2 separate regions of the Homo sapiens genome follow, and region 1 is linked to region 2. The links are chromatin loops, found by intact Hi-C in ENCODE. Cell type or tissue: PC-3. All regions are shown on one strand.

Region 1 (8,000 bases), 71 kb after region 2:
AGGTAGGAAGAACTCATCAGGTGATTACAATCATAGTGGGCAAAAATTTGAAATGATAGAACACTGCTCTAGCATAGTCGGTTTCAAAATCCAGGTAATAATTTTTGAGAACCCACCAGGTTCCTGGCACTTTAATATATGCTAATATATTTTTTAACTCTTATAATGAACCTGTGTGGGAAGACTTACTGTCCTTATTGTTGATTAGCCAATGGGTTAAATTTTTCAGAAAGTTTGCAGAACTAGTGAGGAAAGGTAGAAAGGAGGTTCAATTGAGGTCCTTTGATTGCACTGCTATATATTTTTTCCATGCATTGTGTTGTTCACACAGACTTTTCTGGTGTGCCCCTTTGTTGAGCCTGCTCCCTGGCATCACAAGTTTTTCATATTCAACCATGCTCCTGTCATCCAACATAGAATTCAGGACCAGCAGCAATGGCATGATTCTTCTCAACACTCAGGATTGTGAGTTTCCCTCTCCCTCTTAGGCCAGGATTGATTGTGTCCTCTACTGAACCCATGTCATGAAGCATTTCTAGAAGAAGACCTACCTACCTTTCTAGGAGAAGAGCTGACATTACCACCCACACATTTGGACCTCTGGCCTCCATGCACCATTGCTCATTGAATGCATCTTCCCCACCTCTCATCAGTTAATCCAAATGGTTGGCTCTTTCTCCAACTTGTGGCTTTTTTTCCCTGTCCTCTCAATTAGGACATGTCGACAGCATAGTCCATGTGGGAAAAAAAAATTCCCTAATTTTTGTGTTTCCTACTTCTGTGGATATCTGACTCTACACCATTCTCATTCTTCCCTGAAGTCTCAGAGGAAGCTGTGTTCTCATGTTTAAAACTGGTTTCCCCCACTGAACCATATCCGGTTTCTACTGCTGAAATATACTTATATTTGATTTTTATAGAAAGTCAGCAATGGAATCCAACTATTTTGGATAGATATCCAAACTGCCAGAGCACAGTGATATTTCCACAGGCCCATTCCCCTTGAACTTTCTGAATCTATGCATTTGTCCTTGTCACTCTCTCAGTCCTGTACCTGCACTCCTAATGACTTGCTGGACTTCTTCATCTGAGTGTCTTGGAGTGCTGTAAGTGTCACTCCCATATTCTCCTGCAGCTCTTGTACAGTCTTCTCCCTGACGTCTATATTTCTGTTATTGCTACTATCATTTTCCTAGTGACTCATTCTCAAAGTCTTTATCTTTTACATTCCTCCAAATCCATCTTCACATTTGTCACTGATTCTTCTCTGGGATTCTGCTTCTACCTCTGGGTTCCTTCCTTAGGAATTACAGCCCTCCATTGCAAGAGAGATATCCCCTCTCATGTCAGACTCCCCCTGGAGCCAGAAAACCCACCTCCAGTGACCAGTGGCAGAGGCTTTATCAAGAGAAACATGAAGAACAAGTTTGCCAACATGTGCATTCTCCACTGTTGGAGAAGTTTGTCCACTCCTGTCTTACCCAGAGGGCTTCTCTCAGTCACTGAGAAGACTCAGTACCTGTCAACGAGAAGCGAACATTTTACAGAGAGATCTGGGTACTCCTGACACCTTGCTCAAAGGTCTCTCTTTTCCCCTACTCGCCCACCATACTCAGCATAAAGAGATCAAATGAGTGCAAAGCATTTGAATTCAAATATTCTAAGCCAAAAAGACATAAATATCACCAGACAATTCTGTTCAATAAATAAATACATGGGGAATATACTAACTTTCAAAGGACAAAGTTTCTCATGAAGTGACATCTATTACTTATTACTATTTTGCACCACCTACCTTCACATGGAGCTGCTTGTTGACTGAGCCAGGTCTATTCTCATTTTTGTTCACATGGCTTCATTTTCATTAAATGTCTTTTACTTGCCTTTTGCCTTTGGAAATCTTAGTTGTTCTCCTAGGCCCCACATAAACTTTCAACTTCTCTGGGACTTGGTCCCTGATCTCTCCAAGTAAAAGTGGCCTTTTGCTGGGATTACTCCTCATCATGCTCATTTTACTTATTTGAGACACTTAAATCATTCTCCCACAAATTACATAGATCCTGGTGCTTTCCTACTATATTATCATTTCCTGGAGAGCAGGGACCATCCCATTTCTTTTTCATACTATATCCTCCGTAGTGATCAACATAGTGCTTTATGTAAAACAGATCCTTGAAAATGTAATGAGAGGATGTGGTACCAAATGGAAACAAGATAGGGATGGGAAATGTATAAATTCAGGGAAAATATTACCACTCTTCATCTCCCACTTCCAGCAGACAATCACTAACTTTTCTCACCAGGCTTAGAAATAGTCTCAGAAACCTTCTCGACACAGAGCGCCAGGCAATTGGTTCCAACCCACTGGAGTTTTCATTCTGTTAAAATCAATTAGCATCCATAGATGAAGAGAGAGCATAGTTTTGCCTTTATCTTAATGCTCTGTTGTGCTGGTTAAACATCTCTTTATGTGCCAAAATCTCACTTCATCCAGATAAATAAATTTATGTTTAAAGATTGAAATGTCGTATCTTTCAAAAAAAAAAGCTACTTTGCTCTTCACATATCTCTGCTATATTTTTAAGATTCAAAATCCCTGGTGAAGAGAGGAACACAGCTCCAGCCCTTAGAGCCTTACCTTTAAAAGTAGGCAATTTGTCTGAACCTTTCTTTTCCTCAAACATCCTACCACTGAAAGTACTGCAGTTTCCCGAATTTTGGAAACAAATATCAGAGTGTGATCTCACCACTTACTAAACTAGGCTAAAATGCCTTGGGAGATGTTGTGTTAGATAGCACAGTTGTGTTTTCTATGAACTGCCTCCCATCTTAAAAGAATTTGAATGTTAATAAGCCACATACAATGGTGTCACTGAAAGGGCATATCATGCCTTGATCATTTCTAGAAATGAGATTGAAGCCATGATGATTAAGTGGCTCAAAGGTTTCCATAGGCACGCAAAAAATTATACTGGTTTATTTAATTTGATGTACTCAAGCAACAGATCGCACCTGATACGCTCACAGTCACTTCTTAGGCTGCACTGCCACCTGGTGTCCTGTAGAGGCATGAGTTTCAGGGAATCCTTCAAGGTAGTTTTTAGCTGGATGAATGTAGTCTTAGATTTCAAAAGTGCAAGCAGGTTGTGAAGTATACCATTTTCATTCACTACATTTCTGTATAGGTTTGTTTCTTCATCAAACACAGGGATTAGCTTCTTGAAAACTCATATTGTTTAGGTGTATGTGTGTGTGTGTGTGTGTTTGTCTACATAAAGAAACCTTAATCTGTGAAGAAAATAGAGCTCAGGGAAATAGTGTGAGAGGAACTGTAGGAATCATAGTAAATATAATAAAGACAGAACTCTAAATAAATGACAATATCCATGATATTTTACATATGGAAATAATAATGACTACAGCACCATTAATGTATATTTATTAATCTTAGTATGCTAATGCTGACCCAACTTCCATTTCTAAGGCTGTTCCCCCGCCTGTCTCTTCTAGAGAAGCTGTAAACACTAAACACTCAACTTCCCAGTTGTCCTACATCTGGGGGCAGCCTCTTCCAGTTCTCCTTTTCCTGCCTGGAGTGCCCACTTGAGCCTGGAGATATAGCAGCCCATGAGTTCATGACAATCATGGAAATGAAATCTGACATGCTCTATGTGGCAGAGCAGAAAGACTGAATTTGCCTGGGCTCCAATTAAATTACTGAACTGCTACACCAGCCCTGGCTGACTTCTTGGGAGTTACTACTGTATGAGAAAAATAAACCCCTATTATTTCTTTAAGTTGCTGTTAAGTTAGTATTTCTGTTGTTACTCCAGAAGCCAGTTTCTAATTAAGTAGAAAACCCTGCTTCCCTGAAATTTGAGTGAAATGCTTACACATTAGTTTTATTTTACTTTTTTGCAGAACAGAATTGGTGTGTGTGTGTGTGTGTGCGCACACACACACACACACTGCATCCTCCAGCGAACTTCTCAATGCTGATGTGGTTTTATGACTTCAGTCATTGACAGCATGGTTCTAGCGTCCTCTGAAGTGGAAACTGTCATTTTTTCTTATACTCCTATTGACTCTCCTGTCTTACTTGTGGCAGGGCTGCAGCCTCAGGCATCTGAAGGACAGATAAGCACATTCCAAGGAGGGGGAAGAGCGGGAGCAAAGAGCATACACTTTTGATCCGAAGAAGGCCCGTGTTATGGTTGCAGAGTGAACAACTAGGAGGCTGGCATAAGATGAGACTCTCAGGATAAGCAAGGGCTACATCATGTTATGGATTAGACTTGATATTAAATGTAATGAAAATAGTTTTTACAAAGACTTAGCAGGATCCCAGCAGGATAAAAGTCATATTTCACAAAGATTGCTGTGGCTGCCAAATGGAGATGGATTGGTAGAGGGTAGGAGAAAAAATTAAGAAGTCAATAACAACAACAACAAAAAAACTATAGAGATAGGGAGGAATTGAGGCCAGACTAGGGGGTGGCATTGGAAATAGAGAGATAGTAGATTTGTTATGAACTTGGGAAGTAGAATCAACAGAATTTGGATAGAGAGTTGAAGAGAGTTTGGGCACCAGTGAGGGCGAATGTAGGCACTGATTACTGAGAGATCATTGGAGTAGGGTGGGGAAGGTGAAGAGGGACCACACTGGGGACAGAATAGAAAACAGTTTTGCATTTGCAGAGTTTATAAGACACACAGTGAGCAGTTTGATTGGCTGGCCAGGTGCTCAGAAGAAGGTTCAAAATAGAACTAGAAACTTCAAAAGGACCACACTACACAATTTCCAAATGTTCCTGGTCCACCTGTCCTCCCCCTCAACTATATTTATCATGACTTTTGGTGGCCTAGGTGGGTTCCGTGAATTAATCTTTGAGAATGTGGAACGCAAAGATCTTAGGGGAGAATGTAACACCAGTGTGGTGTTTCAGTGAAGGAAGATTGGCAAGTGCTGCTTTAGAAAATAATTTTAGAGATAGGGTCTCCTTGTGCTGCCCAGGGTGGCCTCGAACACACCTGGGTTCAAGGGATCCTCCCGCCTCAGCCTCCCAAGTTGCTGGGACTTCAGGTGTGCACCACCACAGCTGGCTTGTGCTGCTTGAATTCGGTTAAAATGTAGTCCCAAGGCTCTAATTCATAAGAAACTTGTAGTTATTAAAAGAAACAGAAACTGCATAGTCTAGGCAGCCATCAGCAAATGGCTTTAGGAAAGTGTTGGCTTCTGAGTTTATGTTACAAACTGGTTAGTGCCGGAAGAGCACAGGACTCAGGGTCTTCATGAGCAAGTGGAAGTCCGATGGGACGTTTGTTCTTTATTGTTTTCTTACTGGAATGTGCAGGATGCGTGTACTCATTGTCCACAAATGTGTACCAGTCTCATTCTCTTTCTTCATGCCTTTATTCCTGATCTAGAATACCACTGATTCATTCCTTTGTTCAATAATATTGGTCAAATTCCTTTCCTGTTTCAGGTGCTAAGAATGCAGCAGTGACTAAAACACAGTCTTAGGTCTCCGGAGCTCTCATCCAGTGGGCAGATAGTTTTAGGAGCAAATAGCTAGCAAACAATGTGATGAGGGCTATGCCTGAGCTGTGAAAACAGAAGTTGTTAACTCTGGGGAGGCTGCAGGAAGAGAATTGGGGCACATGGGACCTGGTCCCTGCCTCCCTCCCCAGTATCTTCTGCAGCCACAGCCATTTTCCACCCCTTATGCCTTTCATGCCAGTCATACCAAAGCTTGTCTTCATCCCTAGGTAAGCTCATTTCTTCCTGATCCCTATGATGAGCCACATTCTGGGAGAATATGTCTGTAACTGCCTAAAAGGAAGACAAAACTTTCTTGCTACAGGCAGGTAAAATATAGGCTGGAATAAAACCCAGTCACCAGAACCTTGTTAGAAGTCTAAAGAAGATGAAAATGGGTAAAAATAACTGAAAATACATGTGAAAATTAAAGTGAAAAATAAGATACAAAGCAGTTAAAACATAGTAGAATGAAATTTAGAGAAAAGTGAAATAATGTAACAATTTGAGAGATTATATTAGTTAAGGAAAGGAATGAGAAAATTGATAATACTGCACATAATTGAGTGGATAAATTTATTTTAGAATAGGAACAGTTAAAGATTAAAAATATGAAGTTAAAATATGGTAAAGGATTGAAGCTGGATAAGGTAAGGTATATATTATGAAACTTTAGAAAGATGTAAAATTCAGCTAAAACCAGTTAATCTAGTTACCATCACCTTATGTAGACTTTCCAAATTTCTCATAAGTAATAATACTCAGGAAAGATAAAATATAAAGAAAAATAGAAATAAAAAAGGTGAAAAGTCACAGCACCACAAAGCTGAGACTAAAAGATCAAAACAACATTATATTATAAATATCGTTAAACAAATTAGTAAACATAAAATGTACAATATGCAATTCTATTTTTTTTTTTTTTGAGACAGGGTCTTTGTCTGTTGGCCAGGCTGGAGTGCAGTGGCATGATCACTGCAGCCTCAAACTCCTAGACTCAAGAGATCCTCCCACTTCAGCCTCCTGAGTAGCTGGGACTACAGGCATGTACCATCACTCCTGGCTAATTTTTCAGTTTTTTGTAGAGACAGGGTCTTGCTACGTTTCCCAGGCTGGTCTCAAACTCCTGACTTAAAATGATCCTTCTTCCTCAGCCTCCCAAAGTGCTGAGATTACAGATGTAAGCCACCGTGCCTGGCCTGAAAATGCAATCCTTGATGAGATAGTGAGGCATTTTTCCTCAATTAGTACATGAATCCATTGCCATATATTATTTATTGCTAGAATGATATGATGTTTCATTTTTAGCATTGAGAAAACTAGTTCACATAAATAAGGATATGGAAATAGAAGAAGTTTTATTATAGTAATGTTCCTTAAATCTTTGAACTCTCTTTGGGTAATGTGTCAAAAATAAGCACATGGTAATCTAGCATTCTGACAGCTTAAATAGATCTTATTTCAATTTTGTTATAAGTGAAGAATTGGAAACTACTTGAGTTGGAGAAGGATTTATAACCCAGGCATTTGAATCATGCACTTTCTCAATTTTTTAAAGTGCACTAAAAGTCTTACTTAGACTCATCAAATGATTATAAATTAGATATCTATATGTGCCTGTCTGCATGTGTATACATAACATATGTATGTTAGTCATTCACTGCTTGGAAAAAAAGAAACATTAGTTATAACACACCTTTGCCAATATTGTTATTTTTCTTGTGTCATGTTGGAGGGTGGCATAGTGGGTGACTTTGTTTGCAGAATTCCCTAAATAGCAGCAAAGAGCCCATTGCCATCCAAAGGAATCCCATGAGGGCAGCTCAAAGAGAGTGGAAATGCCACATTCTAGCCCTTCAGAGCAAAAGGTGCAAGACATGGGGAGACAAGTGCTAGAGAGGCTTACACAGCCAGTATTTCATGGCATGCCTTCCTTTTGTAGAGTGGGAAAAGGTAAGATAGGAAATGACAGCCTGCATGAACGTGTAGGCCAGTTCTCAGGCAGATCGGTTTTGGGAAAGAGAGAGAAAGTAAAGTCAAAAATTAGGAAACTAAATTATTTAAAGTGTTCTACGTCAATGTGCCCTCTGAAAGTTCATGATCCACATGGTGGGCAAATCCCATTTGCAGACTGCTGTTTGAGACCACCATTTTGGGTGCCTAATTGGTTCTCCTTGGGTGAGGACACTAATTCTAGGGTTTTACATTTTTGTTTAGTTGGGGGAGAGGGCAACACTGACTGAGTGTTCACCAAACTGGTTCCCTTTCCTGCACTGAGAGTGTGCTTCTACGTGACCATAAGGAGGACCTCCACTCGTGCACTGGGCTTCTGAGCACACCTCCATTATTGAACTTATTCTGTAGCTCCATGGCTTGCTAGCTGTGTGACCTTGGACAAATGATCCAATCCTTCAAGTAACCACTTTCTTTGGATTAAGTGCATATCCTAGCAGCCGGAATG
Region 2 (8,000 bases):
CTTCTCCAGAATCTTATTTAATTTGTTTGGGGATGAGGCTAGGGCATTGGTTTGGATGGATGGATGGATCAATGAATGAAAACATAATATATTAAGGAAGACATCTTAGGTAAGCAAATATAAAGTCAGGAGAAGTAGACTAAACAAGATATCATAGACTTTCACAAAATACATGTCATAAAGCCTCGTGAACGTGTGAATCTGGACCAAATTTGGGCTTTGAGCTCTTTAGCAACTAAAACAAAGGGAAACATGATAGATGCATAGTCACTCTGGTGTCCATTAGATTAAAAACAAATGGATTATTTATGAGCATTAGCTTTTTTCTAGGACCAAGGCTAACACAAAAGAAATAAAGTAAACACCTGATAATGATGTGTGGAGCATTTTAAAACACATGTAGAGAAAAATGTAATAATACTTTTCCCAGTGGAAGTTGATGGCACAGGCTAGAAGACCTTGGCAGTGAATTAAGCGCTGCATGGGATGAGTCTCTAGAACCTTGGAGGATTGGGCTCTGTTATGTGTCTTCTGTGTAGGTTATTCTCCATAATGCAATGCCACCTCATTGCCTCCAAAGCCCTGCATGATCTGAACCCTGCTTGTCCTTGGTCATTTGACCACGTCATCTATCACTAAGCCCTTGTCAAATTTACTTTAACCATACTCAATGTTCTTTGAGCATACCAAGCTCATTTCTACCTCATGGCCTTTGCATTTTCTAGTTCCTCTGACTGAGATACTATTTGTCCAGATTATTGCATGGCCAGCTCTTCATCATTTAGGACTTGGTTAAATGTCACCTTGTCAAGGAGGCCTTCCTTCTCCACCTCCTTGTCTACTGCAATTTCCCTCCCCTATGCTGATTATATTCCAGCATATTACTCTGCTTGGTTTTCTGCAAAGCGCTTTTTATAAACTGCAAGTATCTTAGTCATTTGTTTACTTAATTATGATCTCCTCTTTATAAATCCACTTGCTTGCTGCTGTATTCCTCGTACCTAAAACAGTGCTTAACGCTACAACTGCTCAATAAATATGAGTTGGATGAGTGAACCAATCTTTTCATAAATACTTAACCTACGCATTTCTGCGGTGGTTTTGACTAAGCACAGAGCCAAGCCCTTTTATAATCAACTGGATTAGAAATAATGCTAGCATCTTTTCATTAAAAGGAAAGACACAGACCAGGTACCTGGCCAAACTAAAGGCTACCTCTCATCTTGTGGACAGTTTGAAGACCATGTTTTTTTCATAAGGCTCAATTATCCCCTTCCTTGTTTTAAATTAACAAACAGTGTCCTCAGTGTGTTTGTCTTCAATTGCTCTAGTGTTGGATATTTTCCCTTTTTGTTTTGTAATCAATTGTTTGTGTTTAAACTCTAGGTCTTAAGCAAGCCCACATGAAGCTGCAGTTTTTACTGTGGCTATGGGAAAGTTTTATGATGTCTCTCAGCCTTGATTTCCACATTTGTCAAATTGAGTCACAGTAATAGTAGCTGCTGTAAGGTTGTTTTGAGGATGAAAATAAATAATCCCCAAAAAACACTCAGCATAATACTTGGCAGAGCGAACACGTTCAATAGAAGCTATTAATAACGGTGATATTAATAATACAATTATAATATTGGTTTATTAATTATTATCCTTATTATTTTCTCCCTGACCTCTCCTCTAACTGTTTTCAGAATGACATCATTATGAACCTATTTTATTCGTTTCCTAAGTATACATGCCAATCTGATGAATTAAGCAAAAATGTACCCAAACACTCAGTAAACACCTTAGATACTCTTTGTGTACTAAAACAGGCCATTCTCCTAACGGCATGACCTCTTTTTCTCTTTTCTGTGGCTTTCCCAACTTGCCATGGATGCAGAGGAGAAGGCCAAGAAGGAAGCAGAGGAAAAGGCTCGCCTGGCCGCAGAGGAGCAGCAAAAGGAAATGGAAGCCAAAAGCCAGGCTGAAGAAGGCGCATCTGGCAAAGCTGAGAAAAAGACGTCTGGAGAAACTAAGAATCAAGTCAATGGAACACGGGCAAACAAAAGTGACAACCCTCGTGGGAAAAACTCCAAAGCCGAGAAGTCATCAGGAGAACAGCAACAGAATGGTGAGTAGACTTACACTGGTGAAGGGCTCTTTTCGCGGCATTAATGACATAATGAATGGAAACTGGTGAACAACCCTACTGATGGGGTCAGCTCACAGGGCAAGGCTTCCCTGCTCATCCAGTTCCTTCTGATCCCACCTCATTGGGCTGCAGGATTCCAGCAGAAGCAGCTACCAGCTCACCTGTGCCATCCTCTTCAGGGAGATTGATACCTTTCTGGCCATTTCCAGCTGCCCTGGAGACTCTAGCCAGTGCCTGCCTGCCTGCCAGCTGGGGGAAAATTACCATGATCAACCCCAGCACATTCCTGAGTGTAAAGTGGGTAAATGGAAAGTCATTTTCCCATATATACCATCGCTCTATGAGGGCCAGACCTCAGGTTTGCCTGAGCCTTTTCCTGTAATAGATATCTGTATATCTGTGTGTGTACAAGTGTGTACTTTAGGGGGACCAGCTGTTTCAGTTTACCTGGGACTGGGAGACACAGAGCTTTCTGTTTTAAAAACAGAAGAGCTCCAGGCAAACTGGGGTAAGCTGGTCACCATAGTGTGCATATAGTTATTGATTTCTTATATTTAATGCAACAAATATCGATTAACAACTACGTGCCAAGCACCATGCTTAGCACTAGGGATTTAGAAATGGAAAGGCCACAAGAAGCCCAAAATATCAAAGGTGATAGAGACATCCTCCAAATATTTCTAGTGAAATGTGCAAGTGAAAGTAGTGACATGGCAGATAAAATGCCCGAGGAACATGTGCAGAGAAAAACACATTAGCTTTTTGGGGACTGGGGATTATAAAATGGGGTAAATGTCAGAGTAGGCTTCAAGAGGGGGTTTTGAATGCTGAAGCTGGCTGGTCAGATGGGCTAAAGATACTTCTGAGTGGAGAGAACAAGATGAGCAAGTACACAGGGCTTTGATTTGGTTTCCTTGTTTAGGGGCAGGCAGGAAGTTCTGAGTCTCCAGAGCTTGCAATTGACAGGTTGTGGCTGAATAGCAAGGTAATTTAGCAGTCAACAGACCTAGATTCAAGTCAAGCTGTGCTTCTCCCTTTTCAGTGTCCTTGGCCAGGCTACTTAACCTTCTACTGTTTCTACACAATGTATATAGTAATACCTATTCACAGCACAGGCCTCATGGAACCTTCAGTAATACTCATGATAGTAAAAACAGTGAAGAGAATAACAACAAATAGCATGTATTGACTGCACACTAGATGCTGTTTTAAGTTCTCTTTGTACATATTCATTCTCTTGCCTGCCTGGTGCGACCAGGTAATCTACTCAGAACCGTGTTCTAGCTATTATGCCACAGGGCCGTGGTCAATGATTTCTACATGTAGAAAGTGCTTAGCACGATGTTCTCCAATTATTTTTATAATTAACCATTTATAACATGTAATCAGAGAACAATATTTTAACACATGTAATAATAATGATAGCTTATATCATATTCCAGGAACCTTGCAAAAATTACTTCAGTTAATCCTGGTGACCACCCTAGGAGGCACAGAAGGCCATTGTCCCGACTCGTCCTGCCCCCTTCTGGAGATTGCTCTTAATTCATTTGCTTTGTATTCAAGTGCATTATAGTCTGGAAAAAAAAGTTATAAAGAATTTAATAAGAATTTTTCATGTACCCAAACTACCATTTGATCCAGCAATCCCACTCCTGGGTATCTACCCAGAGGAAAAGAAGTCATATGAAAAAGATACTTGCACATACATGTTTATAGCAGCACAATTCACTATTGCAAAAATATGCAACCAGCCCAAATGCCCATCAATCCATGAATGGATAAAGAAATTGTGATATATGTGTGTGTGTGTGTGTGTGTACATATATATGCACGCGTGCGTGTGTGTACATATATATGTATACACACACACACACACACACGATGGAATACTATTCAGCCATAAAAAGGAATGAAATAATGGCATTTGCAGCAACCTGGATGGAATTGGAGACCATTATTCTAAGTGAATTAACTCAGGAATGGAAAACCAAACATTGTATATTCTCACACATAAGTGGGAACTAAGCTATGAGGATGCAAAAATATAAGAATGATACAGTGGACTTTGGGGACTCAGGGGAAAGGGTGGGAGGGGTGTGAGGGATAAAAGACTACAAATTGGGTTCAGCGTATACCGCTCAGGTGATGGCTATACCAAAATCTCACAAATCACCACTAAATAACTTACTTATATAACCAAACACCATCTTTTCCCCAAAAACCTATGGAAATAAAAATTAAAAAAAATAAAAACATATGTTCATACAAAAATTTTTTAAAACAAAAATTTATTATGTACCTGTTACTGTTTTAGAGGGCAGTACAGGCCCCTCCTTGCTACCCCTTCTGAGGACTGAACCAACTGAGAGATAGGTAACAAAATCAGAAAGTCAATGATCAAGACATCAGCTCCACTAAAACTGGAACTTGGGAAACACAGAGTTGGTCTGCTGAATACATGGGCTTCTTTACATTTTGCTCTGAAATGAATTTACACAACCAGACACTGTATAGCCAGGCACAGGACTTTTCCCCCACCCCAGCACCCTGGCAGGCTGCTTCTAGAGTGACAGAAAAGGTGTGTGTCTTACAGAAAACATATCTCAAAGCAGTCTGGGATGTGGGTGGCTGGGCCGGGCTGTGCATGCTCAACCCTACCTCCCAGATAAATAATCACTCCTCTCAAAAGAGGAACATGTAAGGGGTGGTGAGAAAGGCAAGGTGTGTTTCTTCCCTCTGCTTTTTCTTTTAACAGAGTGGGTTAGAAATGTCTTGCCCTTAGTAAAAGCAATAACAATAATACCACCATTTTATTGAATGCTTAACATGTATCAGACATTGTACTTGAGATTCTATCTACATTAAATCATGTAAAAGTTCTAACAATTCTATGAGGTAGAAAAACTCATTCCCATGTTGTGGGTGGGAATACTGAGTCTCAGAGAAGTGAAATCACTTGTGTAAAGTCAAGCAACCATTAAGTAGAGATCTCAGGTTAAACTCTGATCTGTGTGAGTCTCAATGCTCTGTTAGGTAAACAGCTTGTCCCTGTGGTTTGGTGCCTTCAGGGAGAGGGGCCATCAGAGAAATATGGAAACTTAACTGCTGTTTATAAGAGGCTTACAATATACTTATTCCAGGGATTGGCATGCTTTTTCTATAAGGGACAAGATAGTAAATATTTTAGGCTTTGCAGAACATAAGGTCTCTATTGCAACTACTCAACATTGCCATTTTAAAGCAGCCACAGATAATATACAAACAAATGAGTTATCCTGTTTTCCAATAAAACTTTATTTATAGAAATTAAAATTTGAATTCTACATAATATCATATGTCATAAAATATTTGTCTTCTTTTAACCATTTAAAAATGTAAAAGCCATTCTTAGTTTGTGGGTCATGAAAAACCAGGCAGTAGGGCCAGGTTTGACCCATGGGCCATAGTTTGCCAACCCCAGGTCTAGTCAGTGGGAGAAACCAATAAATGCAAATAAGCTAGTCACAAAGAAGGATATGAATTCTACCATAGGGAAACAAAGACCCAGAGAGGGCAGATGTGGAAATAATAATTCATTTTGAAGTTGGTTAAGGGGAAAGCCTGAAAGAAACAAAACAGGAACCTGAGTCTTCAACAAGGCTGGCTTGATTTCACAACTGTGCTTATTTCCTGAAATAAGCAACAGTCTACCATTTCCCTTAAAAAGTAAGCAGTAAATGAGAGGTGGGAAAAGAAAGCAGTTTAGAGCAATAATAAGAAAGCCTAATGGTGGTTCGGGACTATATTACAGCAGCCTAATTAAAATGATTTATAACTGCACAGAAAGTCTCTTTCACTTCCCCTTGTTTATTGAGTAACAGCTCACGTCAGCCATTACTCCAGATACAACCCATGGGAAATTACTTAATGGATTTTGCTCAGGCAACATCATCAAACAAGCATGTGTCACTGTCCCAGCCCCCTTCTTTGTGGAGTGCCCAGGATATCTTCCAAGTTAGAGCTGAAGGTTGTTGGTGAAGGAGGGGTTTTCAAGGTTTGGGCACCCACTGGCAGTGACAGGATCTTCTAATCTTTGCCCTCTGTTGAGATGACTTCCTCCCACAGCCTCCCCATCCCTGGCTGAGAACAGGAACCATCATGGGCTGCTGGTTAGCAACCAGCAAAGGGAACCATCTCCACGACTTCCAGAAGACATCCTGGTGTTGCTGTAGCTGTGGGTAAAGCTCCAGTTCAGAGCAACCTAGAGGGCTTAAAAAGCATGCATTAAGAGTGTGGGGGCTCATTGAGGGAAGAATGAACTAGAAGGAACTAGTTTGACTACAGTGCTCAAGATCCTTGAGTCCATCTCTGGCTTCATTAAAATAGGGAAAAGCCAGTATTTGGACTGTTTTGTGGGACCTCTGAAGGATTTCTTCTCTTTTGGTGGTGGAAGAGGTGATGACCATGTCCTGCACTTAAAATCCTCCTGTTTGGACCCTGGCCAGAGTAGACTCCCCTGCTCCTCAATTCTTCCACCTAGTGTGTATTAGTCTGTTTTCACACTGCTGATAAAGACATACCCAAGACTGGGTCATTTATAAAGGAAAAGAAGCTTAATGGACTCACAGTTCCACGTGGCTGGGGAGGCTTCACAATCATGGTGGAAGGTGAAAGGCACATCTTACATGGTGGTGGCAAGAAAGAATGAGAACCAAGCAAAAGCGGTTTTTCCTTATGAAGCCACCAGACCTCGTGAGACTTATTCATTACCACAAGAACAGTATGGGGGAAACTGCCCCCATGATTCAATTCTCTTCCACTGGGTTCCTCCCACAACACATGGGAATTATGGGAGGTAAAATTAAAGATGAGATTTTGGTGGGGACACAGCCAAACCATATCACGGTCCATCCCATTTCAGAATTAAGAATGAGAGGGAACCTGAAGAGTTTATTGACTTCTAGCTTAGCTTAGTATTTGTCAAATTCCATTGCAAGTATGTGGTTTGTAGAATATATTACAGCCCCCAATAGTCCTGAATCATGCTTAGATAATCAGTTCTTTATAAATTCATAGGCCAAAGGCATTTAGAAATGGAAATAGTAAACAGAAGTCTGAAATCTAAAACTTGAACTTCATAGAGAAGTTGCAAATACTATAGTTGAGGGCTTGGCAGTTATGCCAAGAGGGAGATCCAGGTGCATGGTTGTGGCAGATGTGAGTTCAGGGTGGGGTATGAAATGTATGTGTGGGCAGTCCATACCCCTTAACATAGATGGAATGGCCTGTGTTTGTCTAACTGGCTGCAGGAACCTCAAGAAAAAAACTTAAATTTGGAAAACATCCTCAATCATTTGGTGAGTGGGATATTCAGCAAATTTTACAAATTGGACATTTAGTGAATGAATCTTTGATGAAGTTGTCTACTTTCAATAATAGTAGCCCCTTCATAATGGGGCTATTAGAAGATTTAATAAAATGATGCATGCAAAGCATTTAGCATACTGCCTGGCACAAATAAAGTAAACAAGAGTAAATCCTGTCCCTCATACACATTCCCTGGAGGCCCAGCTCACTCCAATTATTATTGGGATCTTTTGGCTTCAATAAGTACCAGTATTTGAGTGAGAATGTGTTCTTGGTTTTATGCAGGCTAAAAAGAAAGCTTCCATTAGTAAGACTGGTAAGAAAATATCCAACACTTGAAAATAAGGCTGGGTGAAGAGGCCCCTGACCTTTTCATGTAATACTGGCATATTGTTGAACACACATGCCCAGGGATTATTAAATTATTTTAGATAGGGATGCAGCACTGTTATACTGTAAAGAACCAGAGAGAAAATATTTCTGGCTTTGCCTGTCTCTTTGCAACTATTCAGCTCAGCTG

The links. Peaks named below come from ENCODE experiments on the same cell type or tissue, not always from the same donor. Only the 100,000 strongest peaks of a DNase experiment are listed, where the experiment ranks them.
Region 1: a loop joins it to region 2, with 5 times the contacts of the local background. A loop is called at or near these places in 1 of 110 quality-filtered maps.

What each region holds. Positions count from the first base shown.
Region 1 is chr7:31,739,526-31,747,525 of GRCh38, reverse strand. It overlaps a transcript of PDE1C not described here. Among named protein-coding and RNA genes, the nearest start is that of PPP1R17, 56 kb to the right of the region's middle. In PC-3, a CTCF peak has its summit at 3,040 (motif pointing left); a DNase peak (open chromatin) is centred at 3,045; H3K27ac peaks cover 238 bases.
Region 2 is chr7:31,810,034-31,818,033 of GRCh38, reverse strand. PDE1C (phosphodiesterase 1C) reads left to right here. Exons shown (of 18, transcript NM_001191057.4): 15 at 1,880-2,110. Among named protein-coding and RNA genes, the nearest start is that of PPP1R17, 130 kb to the right of the region's middle. RefSeq lists an enhancer at 6,075-6,174. In PC-3, a CTCF peak has its summit at 3,637 (motif pointing left); DNase peaks (open chromatin) are centred at 1,033, 1,813, 2,073 and 3,633; H3K4me3 peaks cover 3,633 bases; H3K27ac peaks cover 3,753 bases.